2 separate regions of the Mus musculus genome follow, and region 1 is linked to region 2. A link is a loop called in an ENCODE intact Hi-C map of the cell type or tissue named here. Cell type or tissue: heart. All regions are shown on one strand. Each heading gives the region's core, and the rest is flanking DNA. Links, peaks and the distances in the headings are about the cores only.

Region 1 (9,814 bases), core at 915-8,914, 290 kb after region 2:
CTTGCACATCAAAGCTGGTGTTCCCCCAGGCTTCTATCTCATTCCATCTGATCCCACTGGAGAAACTCAACCAGTGACTCTCTTTGCAGGCTCAGAGTTCTAAGACAAGCATGTTTTCACTATAGATACTATGACTAACCAGATCCTTAGATTTCCTTTCTGACATCTCTGCCAAGATACTCTGTACACATCCTAACAATCTCAGCCAGGTATCATTGCCTCTGCGTTCTATACCTTGGCGAAAGCTCCTTGGCTATTTGGTCACCATGGCTAAAATCCCAGGACTCATCTAGAAGTTGGTTGTGATTTATCTGAAATTTCCCCAACAGGTCCACATGCTAAAACCTTGGTCGACAGCCTGTGTTACTATTAGAATGTGTTGGAACCGTTGGAAGGTAGAGCCCAGTGGAAACAAGTTAGGTCGATGGAATGAACCCTTAGAGGAAATTTGGTCTTGGCACTTCTCTCTTACCGGTTCCCAGCAAGGTGAGTTAAGCGGCTTTGCCCTGTTATGTACTTCCAGCTATAATGGTCTGTCTTGCTACATGCCTGGCAGTAACAGAGACAATTACTAAGAGCAGAAACTGAGCCAAAATATATTAAATTGAGTTTGACAGGTACTAGACATAGCGACAGAAAGTGAATTGACACAGACTTTTTTTTTGTCGCATCTCACTTTCCCTATTTAAATCTTCCAAAAACTTGGGTTTTTTTTCTTCTTTATTTTGTGTATGTGAGTGTGTGTGTGTGTGTGTGTGTTGCACACGTGTGTATATGTGTTTGTGTATATATATTCACGTGGTGTTCAAAAGATAAAATAGGCTGCATCTTTTGGAAATTGTCAATATTTTTGACAAGGGTTTCTTCCTGGCCTGTAGTCATGAAGTCAGTTCATCTGACTAACCAGAAAGCTCTGCGATTGGCTTGGTCTCTGCATCTCTGGTACTGAGATTACAGACACCACCACATCTGGCTCCCTGGTGCTGGAATTACAGACACTCCCCACCACATCTGGCCCTTTAAAATGTAGATTCTAGGGGTCCTTAAGCATGCAAAGTTATTGGTTAGACTGTCTCCACAGCCCCATACTTCTTTTTGAAGCCCTCAGACTTCCTCTGCCAGATAAATGTTGTGTCCCCACTGCTAATGCATACTCACATTCTCATTGCCTGTTAAAGAGGCTCTGACATCCATATTCTCATCAAGCCAGAGGTGACCTCGAGAGACCTATGACCGCCTGTTGCTTCATACAAAGACTGTATGTGTAGAAGCATTATGATTTTCAAAATACTAAGAGCAATTAGCTTTACCTAGCTTCTGTTATAGTCTCCCAGTCTAATCTAATTCATCTACCTTGTCCTTCATCCTGTTGTCACAATGCCTTTCCAAATGACAGATCTGCACATAGCCTTCCTATTTTATTCATATAATGCATGTCAATTGTACAATTACTTGTGTTAACTTTAATATTTCTATATACTCACAAAGAAGTCTATTTATCTTTCTATTCAACCTCCATGCTGGCACCCTAATGTCTCAAGAATCCTTCTTTAAATTTGAGGTTAACTTATTTTAAAATGTTCACATAAGAAGGAACATGTAATATTTGCCTTTCTGTATTTGTCTTACTTTGCTCACCACCACAATACCCTTTAGTTCAATCTACTTTCCTGCAAAAGAGACAATTCCATACTGCTTTGTGACTGAATATCCCAGTGTGTGTGTATCCATTTTATCTATGGGTACCATGTTGAGTCCATATCTCTGTTACTCTGAATAGTATCTCAAATGTAAGCATGCAGTTATCGTGTTCATGTTATCTCCTGGCTATATACCAAGGAGAGGTTAGCCAGATCATTTTTAGTTTTCCGATGGAACACCATCCTGTCTTCTACAGCAGGTGCACTGATTTATATTCTCACCAACTGCATGCAAAAGTTCCCTTTTCCCCACATCTTTACCAGCTTTTATTATTCTTCAAGTTTTGATAACAGTCATTCTAACTGGCAAGGCTTCTCAATAAGTGATGATTGACTTTAAGCAAGGTCTATCCTTTCAAAAGTACCTACTGTTCTTATACTAAAAGCGTAATTCGAATCACTGGATAAGGGAAGACCTTCTGTAGCTTTGATTTGAGGTTCTCTGATTTGTCGTCCTGTTTTTATGTGCTGTAGTGTTTATTATTTTAAGGTAAACCCTCAAAGTGTTTGCAAGGTCCCGTATGATGTAGGTTACCAGCCAACTTGTGCAGGTTTTCCTGTCTCAGTTTCCTCCCTAATAAAATGTCAATACTTGAGTTTCTCCTAAAGTCCTAGTTGTCCCCTGTTCGTCACAATAGTTTTGTTGCTTGAGTGTGTCTAACAAGGCATGTCCTGTGCCTTTCTCTAAGCCTGTCAGACTCTGGCGCAAAGAACCAACCCCCTTTTCCATCTGCCCAGGATGCATATCAGAATGGACTTTCTCTCCAGCCTGGCGTTTCTGTGTGCTGCTTAGGTAATGGAATGGCACTCAAGTCCCAAGGGATATGTTCCCAGAGGTAAGAACTGGGTCTTGTTTATTTTTGTTTCTTCTAGTAACTATCACAACACTAGGCCCAGAAAGCTTCTCCATAGACGTTGATTGACTTTAAATGAGATACCAGGCTGGTGATCTTCTTTGTTTTGTTTTATCACTATCTGCTTCTGCTCATACGCTAAAAACTTAAGTTGAATGTTCATAGCAGCCTTATTTATGATAGCCAGAAGCTGGAAAGAACCCAGATGTCCCTCAACAGAGGAATGAATACAGAAAATGTGGTACATTTACACAATGGAGTACTACTCAGCTATTAAAAACAATGAATTTATGAAATTCCTAGGCAAATGGATGGATCTTGAGGGTATCATCCTGAGTGAGGTAACCCAATCACAAAAGAATACACAAGATATGTACTCACTGATAAGTGGCTATTAGCCCGAAAACTTAGAATACCCAAGATACAATTTGTAAAACACATGAAACTCAAGAAGAATGAAGACCAAAGTGTGGACACTTTGCCCCTTCTTTGAATTGGGAACAAAACACCCATGGAAGGAGTTACAGAGGCAAAGTTTGGAGCTGAGATGAAAAGATGGACCATCCAGAGACTGCCGCATGTGGGGATCCATCCCATAATAAGCTACCAAATGCAGACACTATTGCTTACACCAGCAAGATTTTGCTGAAAGGACCCTGATATAGCTGTCTCTTGTGAGGCTATGCCAGTGCCTGGCAAACAGAAGTGGATGCTCACAGTCAACTATTGGATGGGACACAGGGCCCCCAATGGAGGAGCTAGAGAAAGTTCCTGAGGAGCTGAAGGGGTCTGCAACCCTATTGGTGGAACAACAATATGAACTAACCAGTACCCCCAGAGCTCGTGTCTCTAGCTGCATATGTATCAGAAGATGGCCTAGTTGGCCATCATTGGGAAGAGAGGCTCCTTGGTCTCGAAAACTTTATATGGCCCAGTATAGGGGAATACCAGGGTCAAGAAGTGGGAGTGGATAGGTAGGGGAACAGCGGAGGGGAGGGTATAGGGAACTTTTGGGATAGCATTTGAAATGTAAATGAAGAAAATACCTAATAAAAATTGGAAAAAGAAAAAAGAAAAAAATGACTACATAATGAAAGACCATCTCAGATAATAAGATATGATTGGAAATATTTACTAGATATGAAATTACCCCACGAATATAAAATAATGTTGCAAAGGCCCAAATTTCTAAAATAATGTAAAATATTTAAAATAAAAATGAGAGAGAGAGAGAGAGAGAGAGAGAGAGACTGTAATAACTTTAAAGGTGTAGCTCTTTGTAAAGATAGGAAAGCAGGAAACAGAAAGACAAAAAGAGCCCGGGGGTGGGGGTTGGGGAGAGAATTCCTAAAAAACCACAGCACACTCTTGAAAAGGAAGCTTCCTCCGTGTTTTGGTGAAACCAGAATATAACATAAAGACGGCATTATCATTGCATCATGCAAATATTGACTGTATCAACAGCATCCTGCTCTCCGGGGTCTGCAGGCCCAGCGTTGAGTACTCCACAGTCTCTTGAGCTGGAGCCAACAACCAACAGAGCATTAGATCAAAGCCTGGATACACACATGCCTGGCAGTTTGCTATTGAACCACTGATAAGAGTACAAAAGAAGTCCCTGGGCACTTTCACCACAATTTGAACAGCAGCTAGTTAATTGGGTTGATAACAGATGTCAACATTTCATACGCTGTATGATGTCATGGTTCTAGAAGGTATAACTTCTCTTGGCCTGACTTGGAAAACTGAACATTTCTTTTAAAGGAGTAAATGTGAATACCATTTCATTATTTATGTTTTCCCCCCCATCGGAAGAATTTGGTGAGACATAGTTTTAATGATATCTTTAAGTTTTTTTAATAAAAAAAACCCAGAATATAATTTTCTCTGCATAATTTACATAAGGTGTCTCAAGGTGCTGATCAGCCCGTACAGGTTTGCACCCAATGCAAATAATCAAGGCCTGAATTCATTAAAGGATTATGCAGATGCTGTTGTTTGGAGGGCTTTGAGGACTCTGTGTGTGTGTGTGTGTGTGTGTGTGTGTGTGTGTGTGTGTGTGTGTGTGTGATGACACAGCTTACCTTCTTCATTCCAAAACCATAAACAGTGACATGAAATAGACCACTCTTATCCTCTTGATATTCTAAGAAGTAAGATGTTCAGCCATCTAGCATTTCAAACTAAATCAAATTTTAGAAAAGTTGAGTGTGCTCAGTTTCAAATGTAAAGATCATATAAGTAAGTGGAAAAATTCAGAATACATTTCTTTGGCTAAGAAACACACAAAGGTTTTAAGAGCGACTCCATGTCCTCTGGGTCTCTAGCATTCCTTGAAAGGTAAAGAAACGGCTTCCTTGGGACCGAAGAAGGAGCAAACCCTAGTCATAGTTTGTCACCTTGAATAGACAACTCACGAGGGAGAAAAGCTCCCCACCACCACCAAAAAACAAGTCTACAGCCAATGCTGTTGAGAGGTTGGAAACAAAGGCTCTTTCTTGTCAGCCGGCCTTCAGCAAGCCGACATCTGCCTTCACCATGAGCAACCACAAGGGATCCTACTTCACCTCTTCCTGATTCTAGAACAGAATCAATGTATATTCACAGCGCCACCTACTGCTTAGTGCTAACACCACAGTGCCCAGTGACTCAAAGGGGACTTCTTTTGTTTCCAACAGGGAGCATCTTCAGTGCTATTCTGAAGGCACCGGGATGTGTGACACATGTGGCCATGGATCAACTCCTTCTTCATTTAGAAACTCATGTTTGTTTGCAATGAGCTGTGATGGAGTGGAAGATGGTCTGTGGAAGGATGAGGAGGGTTGTGCGCGGGAGCTTGCATTGTTTGACCTTGCTTTTCTGGCTAGGCTGCACCATCCATCCTGCCGGAAGTGATCCTTAGCAAGTCCTTTCGCTTCATCATGCCGGCTCCCGAATGAAGACCCACACCTTTCAAAATTGTTGAGATTTCTTCAGTGGACAGCAGGAGTGATTTATTTTTCCATCGCGGATATTATCTCATACAAATAAAAATTTTCTAAGTAAAAACTAAAATATATAAGCTATCTGTTTAATCTATAAAAGTCTAGCTTGTGGGTAATTTGGTATTTCAGCTTGCTTGCAGTCTGGTTGGTAAAGCCTGTATCTGATAAGAGTGGAAAAAATTCTACCTATGAATTGATCATGTGGTGATTTTTTAAAACATGTGCCCACCCCCCACCCTCGCCCACCCCTACCCCCGTGTGAGGAACTGTGGAAAACCCATGTCATCTAGTGCGGTATTTCTATCATGTAATTAGAACCTCAACCCATCACGGGAAGCAGCAAGCCACACTGGATTGCAGCTCTCAAAAATGTCAACACTGTAAGATGAAGGAAGAAGGCTAGTTGTATTAGACTCAAGGAGGCTAACACAGAGGGATGATAAGTAAAGGCGCGGTCAGTTTGGAAGAGGCGAGACGCTCATCTGTAACACATTAGAAGAAGTAGATGATCTTTAATGGAGACGGTCATTGTTGACTCTCTTGGGTTTGATACTCTATGTGAGGAGGCATTGCTGTAATCGGTAAATACACTGTGAAGCATACAGCAACAGGGAGACATGTGGACCAGGACTAAAGCTAATCTCAGGTGTCGCAGGGAAAATATGCCTCAGAAAGAGGAAGGTGGTAAGACATTCAGACAAGAGATTAATAACTGATGAGCCCTAGTCAAAGCTAAGCAGGAGTCGCTTGTATTATTCTTGCCACTTGGTTCTAAATTTGAAATTATTTTAAAATTCTAAAAAAATGTTAGGCACGCTTTCCTCAACATTAAGACATTCTTTTCTTAAGATACTGAAGGACACTACTTTCATGTTTTCCTCTACTGAGACTCTTTCACCTTTAAGGCCCCAGGAGTGCAGCCAGAGGTTGCAGCATCAACAAAAGAACTTGTCCTGGCGCTGTGTGCAGCATCTTTCCCAGCAAGCCACCCAGACTCACACCGAGGGTGCCCGGGCCAGTTCACTAGCTCCGCGGTGGCTGTGACACAGCATCTCCCAAGGCCTTGTGGTCAGGCAATTCATACTCAAACACTGTCAGAAGCTTTCTTCGGTCGAGAGAGAGAGAGACGACAATGATAAAACACCCAGTCTCTCCCTCGGGAGCTCAGAGGTGGCAAGGAGGTCATCCTGTGTACACGGCCCCGACTGCGGCCTTTGATCTGATTTTAAGCTTGAAACTACATGTAAAGAGGTCAGCTCTTGGGTTAACAAAACAGTTACAGGTATTTTGTATAGATAGTACATTTTGTTCATTTGTGTCTTTTGTTGTGTGATAAAAGATGGTAGAGTCAAAAGTACAAATACCGGAGCTCTTAGAATCCAGCACTAATGCCCTCTCCAGACTACAGGTTCCCTTACACTGTACAATCAAAGTCATTAGAAGAGACGATAGATGAGCCTGTTTCCTCCCTTAAAGTGCCAGACCTCACAGAGAAAGAGAGGATAAAAAAATAGATAAAGAAATATGTCTTTTGGTGAACCATGTGATTTTATTTTATTTTTATGTCTTTGAACATGCTAATTAAAAAGAAAACCCCAAGTAGTAAAATGCTTTTGTTCGTGTCTAAGCTGCACACTCGTTCCTTTCGTTGGTGCCATGACGCATCTGTGCCAGTTACCCACCACAAGTTCCAGGAAAGGGTTCATTCGATATGTGCATATTAATCCACACATATGAAAGTAACAATTAACCATTAGAGGAAAATGATTGTTTTTCCTAATGCTTAGATGTCTTATTAATCACACGAAAGGTCTGTCAATTATCCTAATGCTTTGATGCCTTATTAATCACACGAAAGGTTTGTCAGTTAACTGGCGTCTCACCTGTAACGGCTTCAGCAAGACTCACACTCCACATGCCCCCCTAGTACCAAATCTTAGAATGATAATCTTCCTTCTCCATGTGTCTTTCTTGGTTGACAGTTGACAGTTTAATAATCAACACAGGGCTGTCAAAGACTGTAAAAACACTAAAGTAGGTCAGGGTTAGGACTTGATCCTATGTGCAATGTTGCAGATATGGCGTTTGTGCCCCTGAGGGGCCTCACAATCCTCAAGATCTTCACCTATGAACCAATAATCCCAGATGTGCCTGAACTAGAGGCAGTTTCAGAAGCATCAGGGTGCAACTTCAGAGTTCCTCCAGGAAACCTACTAACAATAGAAAGGCAAGATAACTTGGAGTTAAGCAAGATGACCTCATGGTGATCGAGCCCTCCCTTTACCCTTTCTGTTTTCTCAGTATCTTGGTTTCCTCATCTGGAAAATGGGATAACAGTCATTATCCGGACCCTGACCCTGACCCTGGGAAACAGAGCAGGTGAGTGTCAGCTTTTACTGTGAAAAGCACTGACAATTGAATTTTCCTCCCAGATCTCTCACAGGACTCTCATGTACAGGAGCCTGCAGGTCTCCTGTGTTAGCTGCATGGATTTTTATACTCCAGGGCTCCAATCTAGATGGAATGATTAGAATTTTAAGAAGTAAGCCAATGTTTTACTTATGACTTTGAGAACCAAGACAACATGTTGTCTCTTATACCTGCTACTTATCTTGCTGTTTGTTTGTTTGCTTGTTTGTTTGTTTGTTTTTGCTTTAAAAATAAATCCTTTCTTATGGTAAGGATGTTTCCCATGAGACTTCCATCCTTAACATATTGTCTGTGTTCACTGCTGACCATGCAGTGTTGTGTGGTGGGCCTACAGAGCTTAGTCATATTGCATAACTGCAAATTTATGTTTATTGATCAGTGACTCCTCCCTCTCACTCCTGGTTCCTGGCAGCTACCATTTGCACTGTTCCTCGGAGACTGACAATTTTAGGTGCTATGCTATAAATGGCTCGTGTTATATTTGTCTTTCTGTGACTGACTTATTTCACTTAGTGTATTGTCCTCCAGATCCATCCATCTTACCATAGATTATAAAAATTGCTTTTCTACTTTTAAAGATTAAATCTTTATCAGATTAAAATACATAAAGATTGTTTTTTTTTCTATGTATGAGTACACTGTTGCTGTCTTCAGACACACCAGAAGAGAGCATCAGATCCCATTGCTGATAGTTGGGAGCCGCCATGTGGGTGCTGGGAATTGAACTCATGACCTCAGGAAGAGCAGCCAATGCTCTTAACCTCTGAGCCATCTCTCCAGCCCAAAAGTACTTTTCTTAAATGGTGAATATCCATTCACCTGCCAATAATGAAATTAGCCTGTTTCTATAGCTTCGCTATCATGCATCATGCTACAGTGAACATGAGAGTATTGATACCTCTTTAAGATCAGATTTAAATTTTAGGATACATATTTAGAAATGAAGTTGAAAGGTCATATAGTAGTTCTGCTCTCTTAGGTACTTTTAAATTAATTTATTTTTTACTCTCCATATTTTATTCCCCTCATCCACCCTCTGACTGCTCCACATCCCACATCTCCTGCCCACTCCCTGTCTCCATGTGGATGTCCCAATCCCACACCCCACTTGACTTCTAAACTCCCTGGGGCATCCAGTCTCTTCAGGGTTAGGTGCATCATCTCTGAATGAACACAGACCTGGAAGTCCTCTGCTGTGTGTGTTGGGAGCCTCATATCAGCTGGTGAATGCTGTCTGGTGGTCCAGTGTTTGGCTCTCTTAGTTTTTTGATGCCCCTCATAGTATTCTCCACAGTGGCTACATTTTCATGTTGTATAATAATGCCAGCGTCTATTGGTTCCAATCACTAAGACTTAAGTCTTCTGGGGTTTTGATAGCAGCCATTCTAGTGGGTGGTATTGATATTTGATTTGGGACATAGACCATCTTGTGTATATATATATATATATATATATATATATATATCAGTCATTCATTTGAAAAGAAGCTAATCCAGACAGCCTGAAGGGAAAGCAGAGTATTACTGGGCAGTCATATCTTCCTTATAGAAATGTTTCTTCAAAGTCATAACTCATTTATAAATCAGACTTTGTCGTGTTTCTTCAAAGCCTTTTTTTTTTTTTTTTTTTTTTTTTTTTTTTGGTTTTTCGAGACAGGGTTTCTCTGTATAGTCCTGGCTGTCCTGGAACTCACTTTGTAGACCAGGCTGGCCTCGAACTCAGAAATCCGCCTGCCTCTGCCTCCCGAGTGCTGGGATTAAAGGCGTGAGCCACCACACCCGGCTTTAAATCAGATTTTTGTCGTTGCTGTTTTGATACTGGGTTAAACAGGTTGTATTTGCTATTG
Region 2 (9,814 bases), core at 1,158-9,157:
CCAAGAAAAGAATTGGCAGTAGGCTCTTTTCCTTGCAACACTCCAAAGCTGTCCTGATTCTCAGCCTGCCTAGTGAGGACCCCAGAGAGGCTTTCAAAGCTTGGGAAAGCATAGAGGGGTCTTGGAAAACTTTTCAGAAACTAGCCATGTTTGGAAGGCACTCCTTGGATCTCTGGGTTAGAGAATAGTAAACCCTCTCTCCCCACTTTCTGTTGCTCTTGTGCCAGGTTGCCTCCACCCCACTCTTTTAAAAAATTGTGTGTGTGTGTGTGTGTGTGAGAGAGAGAGAGAGAGAGAGAGAGAGAGAGAGAGAGAGAGAGAGAGAGAGAGAGACTGCTTGTCTAAATGCACTAAGTGTGTGCTTGGTTCCTGCAGAGACCTGAAAAAGGGCATTAGATTGTTTGGAAATGGGATACAGAAGGTTATGAGACATAAATCCTGTACTGGGAATAGAACCCAGGTTCTCTGAAAGTGTTCTTTACCACTGAGACATCTCCCCAGCCCCATCAAGTCCTCCCAAGTACAGCACAGCAAAGATGCTATACCTGCAGTAGCTATCGGAGGATTGGGTGTTGCTTCTTACAGAGCCTTAGAGGCTTGATCCCCAAGTTGAAGTCTGAAATACTGAATTAGAATAATTCATTGTGCTAATGTGCTTAAAGACGGTCAAACTCCTGCACAGCATCTCATCACCGATTATTTAAGTCACTGACACAGCAAAGTAGGAAGTTGTATGAGGCAGGCTTCTACCACATCCCCACATACAGTGTGTATGCACACATTCATGCACGTGTCCATGTGCATGTATGGTGTCCATGTGCATGTATGAAGGGATTTGCTCCAGGGGATGGTGGGAGCTCACATAATCAGAAAGTGGTAAAGCCAGGTCTCAGACACCAAGATTTCTGAGCTCTACTCCAGGGCATCTCCACCCCCCCCCCCAAGTCCCCCAGCACTAACCTAGCTAATCCAGGACACAAAACTTCACTGGGACACGCCCCCTTTCTCAATGCTTGTTACAAAGTAATTATACATCACTGCAGTGATCTAGTGCTAATATGGAAGCTTCAGGTGGAGACCGGCCATAGATAGGTCGTTAATGGCTAAATACTCTGACCTAGCCTACCAAATATCGGATACAGCATGGGTTCCAAGAGTAGTTGCTAAGTGAATCATGAATTGTAAGATAACATTTTGAACTTTGCAGCATTAGAAGAAGCACATCTAGTGCCCTTGGCAGATGTGAAGGGTTTCATGGGAGTTGGAAGTAAGCAAGCTGAGGTGTAGGTGGCAAGTGGTAGATCTGGTTTGGACATCCTCTCTCTAGCGTTCTACCAGTGAGCTTTCAAAGAGACACTGGAGGGGAAGAAGGAAGTGTCCCTCTGCTACACTGCTGCAAAGACTAATGGTTACTCTGCTCTTCTTCTGGTGAAGCCTGAGTCTCTGCAGCCCTTTGATTCCTAACTAGTGAGATTAAAGAGGACCCTTGGGGCTGAACCAGGGAATAACCTTATGAGGGCTGAGCTCTGTCCTGCTAGCCACAAGGCCAGTCTACTGACAGCGCAGGAGGCACCAGCCATGAGGGGTGGACTAGGTTTTTAAGAATTAATCCACAGCTACAAGAGGGGAAAAAAATATCTCTGGTTTAACCCGAGTGGGTCCTGTTCAAGATGAGTCAGAGAGGCAGCATGCTCTCTAGTCAGAAAGACTAACCTGGTGAGAATTCTCAAGATCTTTGCATGGATGAGTTCAGAGATAAATAGGTGGCTCCCCACCCACCCACCCAACACCCCCCCCAGGCCCCCAAAGGCTCTTGAGAATTCTGGCTTACTCTTGTGGATGTCAGTGCTCATGGGAAATAATCCAGAATGGTGGATGTTTATGAAGGGGCAGAAGTATGGGAAGTTCATTTGGTTCAAGTCACAGAGTGCAACAGAGCCCCTCACCCCCAGTTCTAGATGGGAGCTGTTGGCATTGGTGCCAGCAGGAGAAGTTTGAAGCTCAGTCCAGTTCCCCTCCCCTTCAGGGTAAAGCATGGGGGTTGCCAGGCATCACTCCCCTCGAACTCTGACTGAAGCTCAGCCCCTCACCTAGTGCTGTGCGGCTGGGGATGGGGGCCCCTAGTTACAGTAGGGCTAAGATGCAGCTTGTGTACATTCTCCCAAACTGGCCACCTGCTGGTGTTTTTGAAGGTCCGGGCTGCACGGCTCAGAGACTGTAGAAGATTGAACAAACCTTTCACTCCAGACTAACAGGCCCCCCGAAGAAGCAATGGATTTGATATTAACCACAGACACAGAAATATCGACCTTGTTAGTGAGCTTAATTTTCTTCCCTCAAAGCTTTGGGCGTGTTTTGATGTGCCTGATTTTGCTTAAATCTCACCAAAAAACCTTCTGAAGAATTACCTCCTTCTGTAAGTGGCACTAAAACCGGGAGAGACAAATGACACTCTACCCTTGGTGTTCCTATGACCACCAACAATTATAAAATAACGGGGTTAAATGGAGACGGAGGACCAGGGACTTCCTAAGACGATCCCGTTCCCAATGCTAGCAGATCTGGGTCGCGCCTTCAGACTAGGTCTGCATTATGCTTTGCCTGCCCTTTCTGCCGTTCACTTGATCTAGCGTGGCTTCCCCTCCCTGCACTCTCGACACTGTAGACCAAAGTGCTGTAGCTCATCTTGAGAGCGCCCCCCAGAGAAGTCCCTGGGAAAGGAGAGCGCAGAGCTCTGCTTTCCACTTGTCCTTAGCTACAGAGACACAACGCACCTGGCCGCTTAAAGTCGGGGTTCCCTGCTTCAAAGCCACCTCGGGGGCGGTTCGAAAATGCGGGCCCAGATGGGAGGCCCGCTGATGCCCAGAGCCTTCCTTCCCTTCACGATGGAGGTAGGTGGTGAGGAAAGCTAATGTTAGTTTAGTCGTCGGCTTTGTGTTGAGGGAGTAGAGAGCACTCTTCAAGGAGAGATCTTAAAAAGCAAATAAAACAACTTTCCATACTATAATTGCTATTAATGGAAAGGAGCCTACCCTGCTGAATTAAGTAGTTCAAAACTGCTTGTTCATTATCGGGAGCTCCCTCACTACAAGGAGGGGAAAGAAAATGTGAAAACAAAAACCAAAATCAAGAAGCCTCCTTGACTGGCCGCCGAAGTGTCTAGGAGGCACCTGCCGGGCCAGGAAGCACTCCGCCCTCCCAGCCTCTAGCGCTCCAAGAAAGCTCGAACAGCAGACAAGCAAAGCCAAAACAAAAACAAACAATAACGAAAACGCTTAAATTCCAAGGAGAAAAAAAAAAAAACGGAGGTGGTCTCCAAATCTGTGCCATGCAGGGCTTGGCTGGGTAACCCACTTAGCTGCTGATCCTGACCTGGTAACAGCAATGAGGCTGACGCCCCCGGGCCCGCTAGGGAGCACAGCCCACAGCTCCCCCTTGCCAGGCGCCCAAGGACCCTCAAGGCGCGGGGCTCACACTTGAAGCCTGGGAACGCTCAGACAGGAAACCCACTTCCTCCTAAGCAGTTTCTTCCTAGCCGGATGAGAGGCGCCCAATTGAAGCAGAATGATCCTCATCTACTAATATCCAGCGTGGCCACAAAGCGACCGGCCATTTACGCCGCCACTTTAGACAAAGATATTTGGTTATTCCCGGGGAAGCAAGTGCACTTTTGCATGGCTGAGCTCCGGGAGGAGGCGAGCCTCAGCCCAGCCTCCCGCCCGCTGGGCTGCGGGCGTCGAGATATTCGCCTCCTCCCGGACAACGAGTTCCACCCGGGTTCAGACTCAGTTCCACTCTGCAACGGATCTGCGGGCGCTCACGCGGCTCCCCGCCCGGGCTTTCACTGAAGCATCGGAAGGGAAAACTGCGGGGATCTGAGCTGGGGTGCTGGGACTGGGATGTCCTCGGAAAGACAGCATCAGCTTCTGAAGCCGAAGTATCCAGGCCATGGGCAAGGGTCAGGGGCACCAGGTTTGTTCGAGATGGGGCAACTTCCGTGGTGGACTCTCCTGTTAATCCCCCGCACCCTTAGCCTCGTAGCTCAGAGGGCCAGCGGTGTACTTGCCTGGGCCGGCAAAAGGGGTGGAGAAAGGGAGCGGCGGGGTGGGGTGGGCTGGGGGGGCTGGTCCGCTAGGGAGCCAGGAGCTTGGTGGGGGGTGGCGCGGGGATCGGTGACAGCCTCCCGGAGGCAGTCGTTCCCTTACTCAGCTCCCCCTCCGCCCGCTGGGATTCTCTCGGGTAAGGGGAAAGGGGGCGGGGAGCAGAGGTGTCCCTCTGACGGCGGCGGCAGAAGAAGCAGACAGACTGACAGACACATAGACCAACAGTGCAGCCCCAGGGTTCATCCCCAGACTCGCACACTCTTTTGGTGGTGACTGGGGCTCAGCGCAGCGAAGCCCGATGTGGTCCGGAGGCGGTGGGAAGGCGCGGGGCTGGGAGGCCGCAGCGGGAGGGAGGAGCAGCCCCGGCAGGCTCAGGTGAAATCCCGCTCCCTGCTCCTCAGCCCCCTTCTCCCCCAAAGGCCAGCCCCTGACCTCGGAACCCCGACCAAATTGGACCGCGGTTCCACTTTGTAACTCCCCAAGTTGGTTGCAAAGCAGTATTCACCTTCCGTTCTCCTTTCCATCCCTCCCCTTAGGTTATTCTCTACCCCACCTCTGGCCCTCCCGCTCTCGGTTCCCTCCTCCTTCCCCCCCCCCCGCCTTTTCCTCGCGCGCCACAGGCACCCCACAAAAATGGGGGTGGGGGTGTCCAAGGGAGGGGGAAAGTAATGCTTTGGTTCTCTCTCTCTCTCTCTCTCTCTCTCTCTCTCTCTCTCTCTCTCTCTCTCCCTCTCTCCTTCTTTCTCTCTTTGAGACCTAAAAATCTTGACAAGTGAAGCTTAAAGGTGTTTACCTTGTCATCAGCATGTAAGCTAATTATCTCGGGCAAGATGTAGGCTTCTATTGTCTTGTTGCTTTAGCGCTTATGCCCCGCCTCTGGTGGCTGCCTAAAACCTGGCGCCGGGCTAAAACAAACGCGAGGCAGCCCCCGAGCCTCCACTCAAGCCAATTAAGGCGGACTCGGTCCACTCCGTTACGTGTACATCCAACAAGATCGGCGTTAAGGTAACACCAGAATATTTGGCAAAGGGAGAAAAAAAAAGTAGCGAGGCTTCGCCTTCCCCCTCTCCCTTTTTTTTTTCCTCCTCTTCCTTCCTCCTCCAGCCGACGCCGAATCATGTCGATGAGTCCAAAGCACACGACTCCGTTCTCAGTGTCTGACATCTTGAGTCCCCTGGAGGAAAGCTACAAGAAAGTGGGCATGGAGGGCGGCGGCCTCGGGGCTCCGCTCGCAGCGTACAGACAGGGCCAGGCGGCCCCACCGGCCGCGGCCATGCAGCAGCACGCCGTGGGGCACCACGGCGCCGTCACCGCCGCCTACCACATGACGGCGGCGGGGGTGCCCCAGCTCTCGCACTCCGCCGTGGGGGGCTACTGCAACGGCAACCTGGGCAACATGAGCGAGCTGCCGCCTTACCAGGACACCATGCGGAACAGCGCTTCGGGCCCCGGATGGTACGGCGCCAACCCAGACCCGCGCTTCCCCGCCAGTAAGTGAGGCCGCCCCGCCGCGGGGCCGCGGGCTAAGCACCGGAGGCGCGGTCGGCGCGGCCGGCGAGGTGCGGCGCCCGCCGGTGGCGCTGGGCATCGGGGTGGGCAGCCGAACAGCCTTGTGTAGGAGTGGGGTGAGGGCACTGGACTTTCTTCCCCCCGCTGGGCAAGGGTTTCAAAGGAGGTACTTAGAAGAGCTGGGGTCCTGCGGACAGGTGCTAGCACCCGACCACCGCAGGCACCAAGGACAGACTTGATGCTCAAGACTTCAGGGAGCTAAGGAAGGCCCACCCGGGACTCGGCTAGGGAGGCTAGGAACTCGGGCCAGAGGAGTTAGGGACCAGGAGGGGCGAGTAGAGAGAGCCGCCCTGCTGGGATGCATCCCGGTCGGGCTGCCTCGATTTCTAAAAGTCTCCCTCTGGGTGGCTTGGGAGGGCGCACAGCTCTGGAGGAGGCTCTACGTGGGTCGGGCGGGTGGCTGTCCTCACCTAGAGCCCGCAAGAGAGAAAGCCAGAGAGGCCAAGCGCCTGGAAGCTGGGGCGTTTGTAAGTGAAAACTCCCTTTTGTTAAGCTCCTGAACTTGGTCTACCGTCCGACCCCAGCTCTCTGCACCCTTGGGTCTCCCACCTGGCTTGGGCATGAAAGGAGTCAAAGCAACCCTTTTCCCTCACTGCACATTCTGGGTCTAAAGGGACACTGATACCAATGAGGAGTAGCTAGACTTTAAACCCTTAAGTAGTTCGACGGCACGGCCCGCTAGCTGGGCCTCTTTTGGGAAAGAGCACTAGGCGGCGGCCTAGGTGAGGAGGATGCCGTCGAAAGTTGGGGCGGGCAGGCCAAGGGCACAGAAAGCGGGGTTGCCCCGGCCCCGGCCCCAGCCGACCGCTGTGCGTTTGTCGCTTACAGTCTCCCGCTTCATGGGCCCGGCGAGCGGCATGAATATGAGTGGCATGGGCGGCCTGGGCTCGCTGGGGGACGTGAGCAAGAACATGGCCCCGCTGCCCAGTGCGCCCCGCCGGAAGCGCCGGGTGCTCTTCTCCCAGGCGCAGGTGTACGAGCTCGAGCGACGTTTCAAGCAACAGAAGTACCTGTCGGCGCCGGAGCGCGAGCATCTGGCCAGCATGATTCACCTGACACCCACGCAGGTCAAGATCTGGTTCCAGAACCACCGCTACAAGATGAAGCGCCAGGCTAAGGACAAGGCGGCGCAGCAACAACTGCAGCAGGACAGCGGCGGCGGCGGAGGCGGCGGTGGCGGTGCGGGATGCCCGCAGCAGCAGCAAGCTCAGCAGCAGTCGCCGCGCCGGGTGGCCGTGCCGGTCCTAGTCAAAGACGGCAAACCCTGCCAGGCGGGCGCCCCTGCCCCGGGAGCCGCAAGCCTGCAAAGCCACGCGCAGCAACAAGCTCAGCAGCAGGCGCAGGCGGCGCAAGCGGCTGCCGCGGCCATCTCAGTGGGCAGCGGTGGCGCGGGTCTAGGAGCACACCCAGGCCACCAGCCGGGCAGCGCAGGGCAGTCCCCGGACCTGGCGCACCACGCAGCCAGCCCCGCGGGGCTGCAGGGCCAGGTCTCCAGCCTATCCCATCTGAACTCCTCGGGCTCGGACTATGGCGCCATGTCTTGTTCTACCTTGCTTTATGGTCGGACCTGGTGAGACGTGAGATGCGCTTGAGCCCCGCGCGACCTCAACGCTTCCCCTCTGCCTTCCGCAAAGACCACCATTCGCCCGCTGCTCCACGCGCTTCTACTTTTTTTAAGAATCTGTTTATGTTTAGACCAAGGAAAAGTACACAAAGACCAAACTGCTGGACGACTTCTTCTTCTTCTTCTTCTTCTTCTTCTTCTTCTTCTTCTTCTTCTTCTTCTTCTTCTTCTTCTTCTTCTTCTTCTTCTTCTTCTTCTCCTCCTCCTCCTCCTCCTCCTCCTCCTCCTCCTCTTCCTCCTTCTTGTCCCCGCTCGTTCTTTTCTTTCTCCCCCTCCTCTTCTGTTTCCTTCTTCCTTCATCTTTCCCCCCTTCCTTTCTCTTTACTATCTAAAACTTGCAGACTTTTTGTTTTTTAACATAAAAAGAAAATAGAAACAGCCAAGCAAATTCAACCCTTTACGGATTCTTTAAACAGAGAAGGACAGAGAACAAATTTGGGGTGTCTTTCTGGTAGTTCAAATGGGTTCCCAAGCTTAGGCATGGCACAGTTTTGGAGCCTGTTCTATGCTTCCATGGCCCTGAACTCTAAAGACGGAAAACTTTTCTGTGGATGCACCCTGCCAGCAAAGTGAGCTTGCTTGTAAATACCAGGATTTTTCGTTTGTTTGTATGTTTCAGAAGGGAGGACAGACGCTGGAGATAGGAAAGTCTTCAGCATAACCCATTTGTACCTGACACAAAGGAAGTGTCCCCTCCCAGGCGCCCTCTGGCCCTACAGGTTCAGTCCAGGCTGGCCTTTCAGAAAATTGTTTTAGGTTTGATGTGAACTTGTAGCTGTAAAATGCTGTTAAAAGTTGGACTAAATGCCTAGTTTTTAGTAACCTGTACATTATGTTGTAAAAAGAACCCCAGTCCCAGTCCCTAGTCCCTCACTTTTTCAAGGGGCATTGACAAACCTGTGTATATTATTTGGCAGTTTGGTATTTGCAGCACCAATCCTTTTTTTTTTTCTGTTGTAACTTATGTAGATATTTGGCTTAAATATAGTTCCTAAGAAGCTTCTAATAAATTATACGAATTAAAAAAGATGGTTTTTTTCCTGATTAAAACCCTTTTCTTTTTGTTTGGTTTTGATTTGGCTTTTAATGGGTTCGGGAAGGCGGTTGGAATTAAACCTGATGGGATCCAAATTCGTGGGTTTGAGCTCAGGATTCTGACCCAGGTAAGGAAGTCAATTCCAGAGTTTCTATCCAAAAGAAAAAGGAATTTCGCTCAGTTTTGAACGTTAGTGGAACCAAAACTTAAGCAGTCCTGAGACTATTTCAGAGAGAGAGTGAAAAGTAAACTAGAGGGAGAAGTAAAGGAAGAAACAGAAAAAAAGGGGGGCTATTTTTTTAAGAGCCAAGCTTTCCTGGTTTAGTTTTTGCTTTATTTTTGTTTGTGTTTGTTTGGGGGGGGAGCCTCAAAAGCTGGTTTTACACATCTGAGACACCCACTTAAAATAACTCCAAAGGAACCATCAGTTTTAGTACATAGATTGCTTTTGTACATTTGCATGCCAAACCTGTATTTCTAATTCTCACCCAAACTCCTCACCCTTAGATTCTGTTTGGTTGCTGGTTTCCAAAAGTAAAGAATTTCTGGGTTTTATTTCAACACTCTAAACAAACAAACAAACAAACAAATGAGATTCCTCCTGCTGGGGGGATCACCAGCTCCCCCTGACCCCCAAGAACTCTCCTTCGTGTATTGTCTCCATGTGGACTTGGTGGCCAGCTTAGGCATGCCTCTCTCTATCAAGACATTGGGGACTGAGCTTTCTTTATCCCAGTACATTCCATATCTAGAGGCATAAACCGTTTCAGCAATTATTCTTTCTCCTATCCCCAACTTTCTACTAATCCTCCAAAACAAAACCAAAATAATTTTAACCGCCCTCATCCCCACCTCTGACTTTTATCAGATACATATATTGGGGGAAACCATCCCAGTTGCGGCGGGAGTCAGAGTAGAAGAGTAGTTAAAGGCAGAGACAAAAATTATAGCTCCTTGGGTGAACTGTTGTTGATTTGTATGGTCGCCCCTGGCAAAGTGATACAGGCAAGGCAGCCTGTGGGCAGCAGATGCAGGTGCCTGCAAGGGTCTGTTATGGCGATTGATGAGCTTTTAGTACAAGGTCACTCTTCACTGAGATATTCAACTATCTTTTCCCTGCTAACCTCCCATCTCTCCTCTTTCCATCATCTTCTATCACATTCTGTTTTCAGTTTTTCTCCACTGTATCTATCCCCCAGAATCTTGGGTTTGGTTTGGTTTTGTTGTTGGGTTTTGTTTTGTTTTTGTTTTGTTTTTTTAAACGCATGGACTTAAATCTGACAGTCTTTTCACTGATGACCAGGGAATTTCTACCTTGTCGTGCCTTAGTAATGGGAGCTGGTTTCTCTTCCTGAGAAAACCAGTCCTGCCTTTTGGGATATGGCTTCTCATAGCTTGAAGGTACTCTGATATTCTGAAAGGACAGTTGGTTGACTCTCCTGAGAGCCTACAGGGTATGTGTGGGGTTCCTCTTAGCAGACC

The links. Peaks named below come from ENCODE experiments on the same cell type or tissue, not always from the same donor. Only the 100,000 strongest peaks of a DNase experiment are listed, where the experiment ranks them.
Region 1: it touches region 2 in a loop (2.1-fold over the local background); 13 of 42 quality-filtered maps call a loop at or near these places.

The regions. Positions count from the first base shown.
Region 1 is chr12:56,237,277-56,247,090 of GRCm38, reverse strand. Gm36754 (a long non-coding RNA gene) reads left to right here and starts at 7,832. Exons shown (of 3, transcript XR_381611.1): 1 at 7,832-7,917. In heart, for the core only: a CTCF peak has its summit at 5,178 (motif pointing left); no DNase peak of the experiment used is centred there.
Region 2 is chr12:56,530,467-56,540,280 of GRCm38, reverse strand. Nkx2-1 (NK2 homeobox 1) reads left to right here and starts at 3,373. Exons shown (of 3, transcript NM_009385.3): 1 at 3,373-3,972; 2 at 5,208-5,593; 3 at 6,501-8,346. The coding sequence starts at 5,221. The coding sequence ends at 7,246. It overlaps Gm26973 (a long non-coding RNA gene), which reads right to left and starts at 3,091. Exons shown (of 6, transcript XR_872771.2): 1 at 2,775-3,091. In heart, for the core only: no CTCF peak of the experiment used is centred there; no DNase peak of the experiment used is centred there; H3K4me3 peaks cover 3,596 bases; H3K27ac peaks cover 578 bases; H3K27me3 peaks cover 7,169 bases.